2 separate regions of the Homo sapiens genome follow, and region 1 is linked to region 2. The links are chromatin contacts, found by Hi-C in ENCODE. All regions are on one chromosome and are shown on one strand. The core of a region is the stretch at or near the end of the contact, and the rest is flanking DNA. Distances in the headings are between cores, read along the strand shown.

Region 1 (4,707 bases), core at 1,162-3,661, 1.4 Mb before region 2:
TAAGTCTTGGTTTGCTCATCTATAAAATGACAGTAATCAGTACCCATCTCACAGGACTAAAATGATTAAATAATATACAAGTAGTCCAACTATTTTCGAGTTTCATTTTATCCACATGACACCCTAAATTCTCTTCAGTTTAGTGAAGGTTTTTTTCATTACATATTCCTTGCAATTTTGCATTAAATGGACCAGCCAAAAAAAGTTCATGGTTTAAAAATTGGGTGGGCCACCTTCTTCATTTTTAGGGCCAACTGTCCAGTGCCAGTTTGGGCTCAAAAAAAGTTTACTCTTGGAGGCTTGACTATCTATGCAAGAGTGCCCCCATTGTATACTATACTTGTTTACTCACCACATTTTCATGCTCCACCAGAAAGTGGTCAAAATTGGAACACGAAAACTCTCCACCTCACTAACACCTAACTTAAAACTATCAGATGCATTCAGACAGCCAGTCTGTGTGGGAGGCAGGCTATTTCTGGGGCAAAAATATTTCCTGGAACCACTGTTTCTGGCCCCAGACATGGCTCATTCTCCGCAGACCTCCAGATTCCTCTCCTCTACGTTATGGAGGTGGAGCCACTACAACTGATAACGCATATCCATTTCCTTCTCTTAAAATTTGCAGTCCATACACCATATCCAAGTTAGGATTTCAAATTGTTATACTGTTTTGTGACTCTTTAGGCTAAAGTGTGCAGTTTCCAGACTTTCAGAATTCCCCTTCCAATATTAAAAATATGGTGAAAAAAGCCCAGTTTGAAAGAAAATAAACTTTACAAAAATACCTGAAAACAAGATCAAATACTAAGTCTCTTGCCAAAGTCTTGGAGAAAAAAAAAATGAAAGAAACGTTTAAAAATGGCAAAAGCTAACCAAAAACCTTAAGATTAAAGTATCACACCTGAAAAGTAGTCTCAAAGCAAGGAGGATATACTATTAACAAAGAAAGCAACCGAAAACTACAAAATATTTAATATTCACCATGAATTTCAAAATTACTTGGCATGTAAAGTACACACTGAGATTAATAAATTGTTCCAGATTCTGCACTGCCCAGGTTAGTATAAGGCAGTTCCTTGTTTTCGCCACGCTAAAAATAAGAAGGGTGACAGATTAGTGACAGAATGATCCCTGAAGTTACACAAGGAGGTGCTGAGTTAGAAAGCCATGACTCGAAGGACAATACCAGAATGCTGGCTGTCAACACTGGGCAGATAAAAATAAGAAAAGCTGAAGCATGCTGATGGAGCACGGTATTGTTTCCAGACGGGAACTATCCCTTAAGGCCCATGCCTTAAGCACCCACTCCGCCGTGTTGGGATCAGAAAACTCGACTGCCGCCTGCTCAGAGGGGGCAGGGCAGCGACCCTCCTTCCACCTCCTCCAGCGCGCGAGCCGCCGCCCCCTCCCGAGCCCGCTCCTCCGGCCGCTAGCTGACATCTCCCCGCCAGCCGGGCTAGCCACCCGAGACCCCTGAACGCCCTTCCAGGACCCGACGACCCCTCAGCACAGCGCCAAGGGAAGGAAGCAAAGGACAGGGGCCTGGAAGCGGGGCCCGAGGGGCGGGTGGCGCGCTGGGCTTCGGCCCGTCACCATCAAGACTTGAGGACCGCGCGAGCTCGGGAGGAAGGCGGCTGAGCCTCCGCCACCGGCCGACTGATGAGAAGGGGTCGCGGCTGACCCCGGCCCTCAGGTACGGGAGACTGCCGGGAAAGTCGCCGGCGACGGAGGGCGACGCGTTGGCCCCGGAGCCCCCACCTCCATCCCGACGACCGCTCTCCTCCCTCGTCCCGATCCATCCTCGAAATTCTGTCAGAACTCGACGACCTCCACACTGCCCACCCGAGCGCGGAGGTGATGCCGCTCTTACCGTAGGAGCGAGCGCCGCGCCGCTAGGAGGCGGCTGAGGTGCGCGCGGGAGACTCCGAAGCTAGCGCCGCCGCCAACAGAGCCCAAGGAGCCACAACGAGGCTGCCCGCGGGCGCGCTGCCTCCAGAGGGTTGCCCCACCCCCTCTCCCGCAGGATTTTGCGCCGGAGCCTGCAGTCACTGCGCGCGGGCAGGGAGGATGGGAGGAGGGGCGGGGCGTCCCGAGAGGGCGGAGCTGAGCGCCGGCTGCTCTGATTAACATCTGTGGGCCCAATGGGAGCACGGAAACTCCAGGCTGATCTTGGACTGACTTCCCTACTAACCCGTGACAGTAGAGAGGCGGGACCAATGGGTCTTTTTATTGCCGCCTTTCTGTCGAACCCGAAAGTAAGGAAAGGTCGGTTGGTTTGCACTGGCGGACAAATGGTCCAATTACCGCGGAAAAGGGACCTCTGAATCCAGATTGGCGTCCTCTCTACCTATAGGGTAGGCTCAGGGGCGGTGAGAACCAGCCCCGGATGTGGGCGCGGCACTGAGGTAGAACTGAGAGATCCTCTACCGCAGTCGTTTGAGGAGGCGGAACTGAAGTTTTTTCTTAATTATCATGTGACGGGTTCTGGATTTAATGGGGGGAAAAGGGCGGAAAAGGACAAGGATCCAAACTGGCGAATTTGCTGATCTTCGCGTCCCTCTCCGCTTTCCGGCCGGCAGCGCTGCCAGGTGAGTCTGGGGCTCTGCCCTAGCCCGCACCGTACGCCGGCGCTGGTCTCCTGATGCTTCCGTGGGCTGTGCGGCCGACCCTCAACCCATCACACAGCCAGCCCCAAACGCGCACACGCCTGCTTGGCTCCAGGGCTTCTGTGCGCATCCAGCAGGAACCGTGTTAAACTCCAGCATGTGCTGGGCTTACAGCCCATGAAAGGGGAGCGTCCCGGTGGGGCGCCGCGAGCCGACTGTCGGTGTTTGCAGAAGGGCAAGTATAGTTTAGGAGCGTCCTGAAGTTCCAGGGGCAAATAGGCCCCCAGATGAGCTAAGTTGTAAGCAGAACGCTGTTCCTTTGGCCAAGGCTGTTGCTGCACGGGCTTTTCAAAAGCGACTCATTATGAAGAAGAATAAATATGTGGGCTCATGAAGCAAAATTATCTTTGGGATGAGGCAGGTTCACTTGGTAGACTACTGGCAGTGGCGAGAGAAGGGAAATGGGGGCTGATACCCAGCCGTGGGCTATGTGGGTGGGGCTCTATATATGTCCATACAGGGGTAACTCCGAAGGTTTTAAAAATGAGTAAGGAATCATTAACAAATATTTAACTGTCTTCCTAGTGCCAGAAATAACCACCTTAAATGGGAAACATTTTAGTTGAGCACATTTTTGGAGTACGCACCTCCCCCTTTCTTGTGGAGAGAATAGTAGGAAACATAACGACTGCTCAAATTGATGAAGACGTAAATGTAAAACTGGGATCGTATGTCATCGTTGTAGCTCAGCATACAGGCGTACAATCCTTCAATCGTCATTTAAGTATCAGCAGTGCTTCCCCATTGAGGGTATTTCCGTGCAAGAACATAACAGAATTTTGTTGCATCCCACATTATAAATCTTGTAGGCACAATAAGATTGTTACTTGCATCCTTTCACCTCCAGCCCTAAAGCACCTGTGGTAAGTACAGCCAAATGTAAGAAAAAAATGAAGCTTGTCTTATCCGATAGCAGATGGAACAGTTAGGTTTAAGCAAGTGTATAATCATAAACCGTTTTTCAGAGGTTCACAAAAACGGCCTGATAGATTGGAGGTGGGGATTGTGCAATTTACGGGATGAAATCCATCCATGGTTATTAATCAACACACACCCCTCCAACCCTGCTTCCAAATTCAGTCCCACATCCCACTCTATGGCAGCCTCTGGCCGGGAAAGGAAACCAACACAGAAAAATGCCTCCTTAGAAGCAAAATTACTGCAGTATGAAGCCTTTGCCAATTAAGTAAACAAGTTTAAGTGCCACTAGATGGGTATAAGGGAAAAGAGGTGAGTTAGGAGACTAATACTTAACTGTTGAAATAGAACAGATGTGTCCTCTTGCACTGTGATAGCCACCCACTATTTAAAGTAGTAGAGATGTTGCACAGTACATCAAAGTTAGTTCTAAAATATAATTGAGCACGCTAATCTAGGGTATTTGGCTCAATTAGCCAGTTCCTTCACCTTTTCCCTGTTATCTTCCTGCATCTTTCCTCCTACCACGCATGCTTTTGTTCCTATCCCTAGCACCTTCTGATCTTTTTCTCTTTCCATCAAGTATCCTCTCTCATCTTCAGTGTCATTCCCCATTGGCTTATTTCTGTTTATAGTCATAAATTCTTCCTTTCCTGAAAATTTCTTCTTTCAGTTTCATATACCCTATCTTTCATTTTTCTCTTCTCCAAATGCCTCAAAGGAATAAAATGTTCTCAATTGTTTCCATTTCTTGGTCTTCTGTTAACTCCTTACCCAGCTGCATGCAGTCTGGCTTCTGATTTCCCATTCTACTTATCCTTTTTCCAAGTGGCCATAAAGGTTGGTATAAAAAACTTAAGTAGAGGAACATATCATAAACCTATATGTGAAGATTAAATATAATAAATGCTATCCCAAGCTAAGTTTTATGCATTCATAATCAAAATTCTAGGTTTTCAAGAATCAGCAAATTTAGCATTGAAAAACTGTAAGGGCAAAATAGAAAATATTCTAGAAAAGAGGCCGGCGTGGTGGCTCAAACCTGTAATCCCAACACTTTGGGAGGCTGAGGTGGGTGGATCACTTGAGGTCAGGAGTTCGAGATCAGCCTGGCCAACAT
Region 2 (4,639 bases), core at 1,722-4,221:
AAAAACTGGGAAGCATTTGTGTTGGGTCCAACATCTGCCATGGGCAAGATGCCAGGATCTGTATGCTTCAGGATGAGGTTCTCTTCATCGAATTTCTCCCCATAGATGGACTTGCCACCAGTGCCATTATGGTGTGTAAAGTTACCACCCTGACACATAATCCCTGGAGTAATTCTGTGAAAGTAGGAACCCTTGCCGGGCGTAATGGCTCACACCTGTAATCCCAGCACTTTGGGAGGCTGAGGCGGATGGATCATGAGGTCAGGAGTTCGAGACCAGCCTAACATGGTGAAACACCGTCTCTACTAAAAATACAAAAATTAGCTGGGCGTGGTGGTGCGCGCCTGTAATCCCAGCTACTTAGAAGGCTGAGGCAGGAGAATCGCTTGAACCCGGGAGGCAGAGGTTGCAGTGAGCCAAGACTGCACCACTGCACTCCAGCCTGGGCTACAGAGCGAGACTCTGTCTCAAAAAAAAAAAAAGAAAAAGAAAAGAAAAAAAAAGAGAGAGTAGGAACCCTTATAACCAAATCCTTTCTCTCCAGTGCTCAGAGAACGAAAGTTTTCTGCTGTCTTTACAACACTGTCTGCTAACAGCTCCGATATGTTAACATGGCTTTACAGTTTAGATGAGAGGTCACTTCTTTTTTTTTTTTTTTTTTTGAGACGGAGTCTTTTTCTGTCTCCCAGGCTGGAGTGCACTGGCACAATCTCGGCTCACTGCAAGCTCCGGAGAGGTCACTTGGCTTCTTGGTTTCCATGCCCCTAACCTTGAAGGAGACGCAGCCCAAGGGCTCAATAGTAATGTCAAAGAACACGGTGGGATTGACCATGGCCAGTAGTAGAGTACTCCTGGCAGCAGCAGAGTCTGCAAAGCTCACTTTTTTTTTGTTTTGTTTTTTGATATGGAGTTTCGCTCTTGTTGCCCAGGCTGAAGTGCAATGAAACGATCTCGGCTCACTGCAACCTCCACCTCCCAGGTTCAAGCAATTCTCCTGCCTCAGCCTCCCAAGTAGCTGGGATTACAGGTGCCCACCACCACACCCAGCTAATTTTTGTATTTTTAGTTGAGATGGGGTTTTGCTACGTTAGCCAGGCTGGTCTCGAACTCCTGACCTCAGATGATCCACCCGCTTCGGCCTCCCAAAGTGTTGGGATTACAGGTGTGAGTCACCGTGCCAGGCCAAAGCTCACTTCTTTTTTTTTTTCGAGACGGAGTCTCGCTCTGTCACCCATGCTGGAGTGCAGTAGAGGGATCTCAGCTCACTGCAACCTCCGACTCCCGGGTTCAAGTGATTCTCCTGCCTCAGCCTCCCGAGTAGCTGGGATAACAGGTGGGCACCACCACGCCCAGCTAGTTCTTTTGTATTTTTTGTAGAGACAGGGTTTCACCATGTTGGCCAGGATGGTCTCGATCTCCTGACCTTGTCATCCGCCCGCCTCGGTCTCCCAAAGTGCTGGGATTACAGGTGTGAGTCACCGTGCCCAGCCTTTAAAAAACTTTTTATTTTATTATTTGTTTTTGAAACGGAGTCTTGCTCTGTCGCCAGACTGGAGTGCAGTGGCGCAATCTCAGCTCACTGCAACCTCAAAACTCACTCCTTACTGACTTCTAGCATACTGTACATATCTCACCTATTTTCTTGGGCAGGGATTTTTGTCTGTTTTGTTCACTACTGTACCTCGTGGCTTAGAATAGGGCTTGGAACACAGTAGCTTCTCATAGATAATTGTTGAATACATAAAGTAAATAAAATGTGCAGTCAAAACTATCAGGCCTGCAGGCATGGTGGCTCACATCTGTAATCCCAGCACCTTGGGAGGCCGAGGCGTGAGGATCGCTTGAGCCCAGGAGTTCGAGACCAGCATGGGCAACAAAGCTAGACCCCCGTCTCTACAAAAAAGCAAAACAAAGCAAAAAAACCCATGCTATCTGCAAGCTATGTGGAATAATATGAACGAGAATATATCAGCGTGACCTCAGTAGGTATGTATGTCTTAGGAGGGGAGAGAAGGGCTGGACAACCAAGCCCTAGACGCAGCCCAGTTAGATGTGGAGTAGGCTCCTGGTAGCTGAACTCAATCTTTAGCACTCCACCCTGGAGAGGAAGAAGGGGTTCTCCAGGGTCAGCCAGCAGACAGCTGCATCCTTTCTGGAAATCAACCACTGTGGCCAGCCGGTATTTGTCGTTCGTCCATGTTTTCACCTATTCAGGCCCAAGAGCCTCAAGGTGGGGTGGGGGGTTTAATGGAAGCTCGTAGGGGGTGGAGGTGACAGTCCCCAGGGTCTGGCCCCTTAATTCGGCCATCCCGCGGGCAGGCACCACACTGAGAGTCTGGATCTACAATGGACGCGCCTCCTGTCCTTCCCCCACCACGACCTGCTACGTGATCTCGGAAACAGGGTCTAGGACTGAGGCCCCTGCCCCCTCCTCTCGTAATTTCCCGGAGAATATGGGGCGGGGCGGTGAATCAGCACTCGCAGGGACTGATGCAGCCCTGATCCCCGCCAGGGGTCCCCAGCGGCCTCGGGATTCGAAGCACCCCCCCCCGTCCTCCTGCGCCTGCGCGCTATGTCCGCTGGGAGTTGTAGTCTTGACCGCCCCTTTGTCCTTGGTCTCCTCAGCGCCTCAGTGCACTGCAGGTTACACTACAACTCCCAGGGGCCCATGCGTCCGAGGGCTGGCGGGGCGGGAGGCTCAAGGGGGAGGCGTAAGGGGGCGACTGGAGAAGCTGGGGTGAGGGAACTGGGGAGTGAAGTGAAAAAAGGGGAGAGTGGGGGCGCAGTGGGAAAGGACGGGGTGCCCGGAAGACGCGCAGTGAGCCCAGCTGGGGAGCGGGGAGTTCTAGCCGCGGCCGGGCTCGGGCGGGGCATGGGCGGGGCTTGCGGACGGGTGGGCGGGGCCTGCCTTCGTCATGCGGCGTGGGCGGGGCCGCAGGGGGTTGTCCGTCAGTGGCACGCACAGCAGCCGCAGCCGCCTCGCGCCCGGTCCCGCGGTCGCAGCTCCAGCCGCCTCCTCCGCGCAGCCGCCGCCTCAGCTGCTCGCTCTGTGGGTCGGTCCTCTCCGGCACTTGGGCTCCAGTCGCGCCCTCCAAGCCCTTCAGGCCGCCCCAGTGTCCTCCTCCTTCTCCGGCCAGACCCAGCCCCGCGAAGATGGTGGACCGCGAGCAACTGGTGCAGAAAGCCCGGCTGGCCGAGCAGGCGGAGCGCTACGACGACATGGCCGCGGCCATGAAGAACGTGAGTGTCTCCTCCCCTCCCCCGCCGCTCCCTGCCCCTCCGAAGACGCGGTCCTTGGCGTGGAAGGCCCGGGGCTTCGTCGCCCTGTCGCGATGGCGGGTTGACCGCCCCGTCTCGCTCACTGAGGGGGGCTGGGGAGGGTCCCGAGAGGCGACGGGAACCCGGGCTGTGACGCGGCCTCTTTTCGGAGTCCCCGTGGCCCCGCGGCGCTGCCATTCAGGCCCGGCGCGGGCGCGGGCCGGGGCGAGGTCCCGCGGGGCTGGACTTGGGAGCGGGGTCTCCGGCCCCCGCGGCTCTAGGGGTGCAGGGGACCCGAGCGGGGAGGCGTGCGCATCCTTTGTGCCCCACTTCCCCCCTCCTCCTAGCCTGGGCGTGGGGGCGGGGGACCGCATGGATGCGGTTCCTCTTTCTCTCCCTGGTGTCTGGGCGGCGCCTTTCCCATTCACTCAGCAGGTCTCCCGGTTTTCCACCTCCCCAGCCCCCCCAGAATCTTCCCCACTGTCTGTCCCGACACATCCCTGAGAATCTTCCCAGAAACATTGTATAGGGTCTCTTGAAAACCTGAGCTCCGTGGTGCAAAATCGAAACCACCTTGCTCACGTTTTTCTTAACAAAAGGCTCTTCTTTCTCCATTCGCCCAAAGCAAGTCCTCCGGCTTTTAGGAAGGGAGAACGTTTGTCTCGCTAGCGTTTTCATTGATCATTCTCAACATGTCATCTCCATTTTATTCCCTAATGTTTTTGTATTGAAAAGGGTAGGTATTGCCTGTAAAATTAAAAGGTGGTGAATGTAGCTGACTGGTTCGATTCGTGTGACATATGCCGTTTCTTTTTTGAATACAGGCACGCGTCTGTTGAAATTCCTATAAGTTGGGGGAAAAAATATTCTGTCTGATCTGATAGTGCAAACAAAGCCGTGGTGAGAGGCAGTATCAAGTCATTCCAGAAGATTCTGCATTTGTCATATTGCAGAGAGCCTAGACTGGGTGGAGGCTGGGAGGAGTTATTTTAAAGGGGAAAAAGTCTTTTTAAAAATTTTTGGTTGTTAGATGCATCTGAGGCTTTTTTTTGTTTAAGCGAGTACATCTTCATGCTGATGAAAAGAGAATACCGATCGCCAGTTGTCGCATTTTGTCTGGGTTGCAGATTCATCCCTGTATTGCACCATTTTGTCAGTAACACCACATTTATCTAATGGGCTGTCAACCAGTTTGATATTAGAGGAGGGGGAAGTATTGAGCATTATGAAATGAAAGGTAGAAAATTAATCTAATGATTTCGGGCCCCCACTATCTTAATATTTAATTTCCTGCCTTATGTAACAAAGATTTTCAAATTCATCTCCATTGTGAAGTGGATGCTGGAGTGTACCTTGCGTGTTACATCTTTTAAATGAAGCA

What was found. A loop is a pair of places that touch in the nucleus more often than their neighbours do. Pooled maps may share reads with other maps.
Region 1: a pooled map shows a loop between it and region 2 (16-fold over the local background). The contact joins the promoter of TMEM60 here to the promoter of YWHAG in region 2. A Hi-C loop is called at or near these places in 8 of 50 pooled maps.

Annotation. Positions count from the first base shown.
Region 1 is chr7:77,796,138-77,800,844 of GRCh38, reverse strand. TMEM60 (transmembrane protein 60) reads left to right here and starts at 2,411. Exons shown (of 2, transcript NM_032936.4): 1 at 2,411-2,591. It overlaps PHTF2 (putative homeodomain transcription factor 2), which reads right to left and starts at 2,072. Exons shown (of 19, transcript NM_001395272.1): 1 at 1,874-2,072. RefSeq lists a silencer at 1,992-2,131 and an enhancer at 2,542-2,651.
Region 2 is chr7:76,357,323-76,361,961 of GRCh38, reverse strand. YWHAG (tyrosine 3-monooxygenase/tryptophan 5-monooxygenase activation protein gamma) reads left to right here and starts at 2,971. Exons shown (of 2, transcript NM_012479.4): 1 at 2,971-3,240. The coding sequence starts at 3,154. It also overlaps the pseudogene PPIAP81. RefSeq lists silencers at 2,637-3,046, 3,367-3,566, 3,650-3,840 and an enhancer at 2,896-3,542.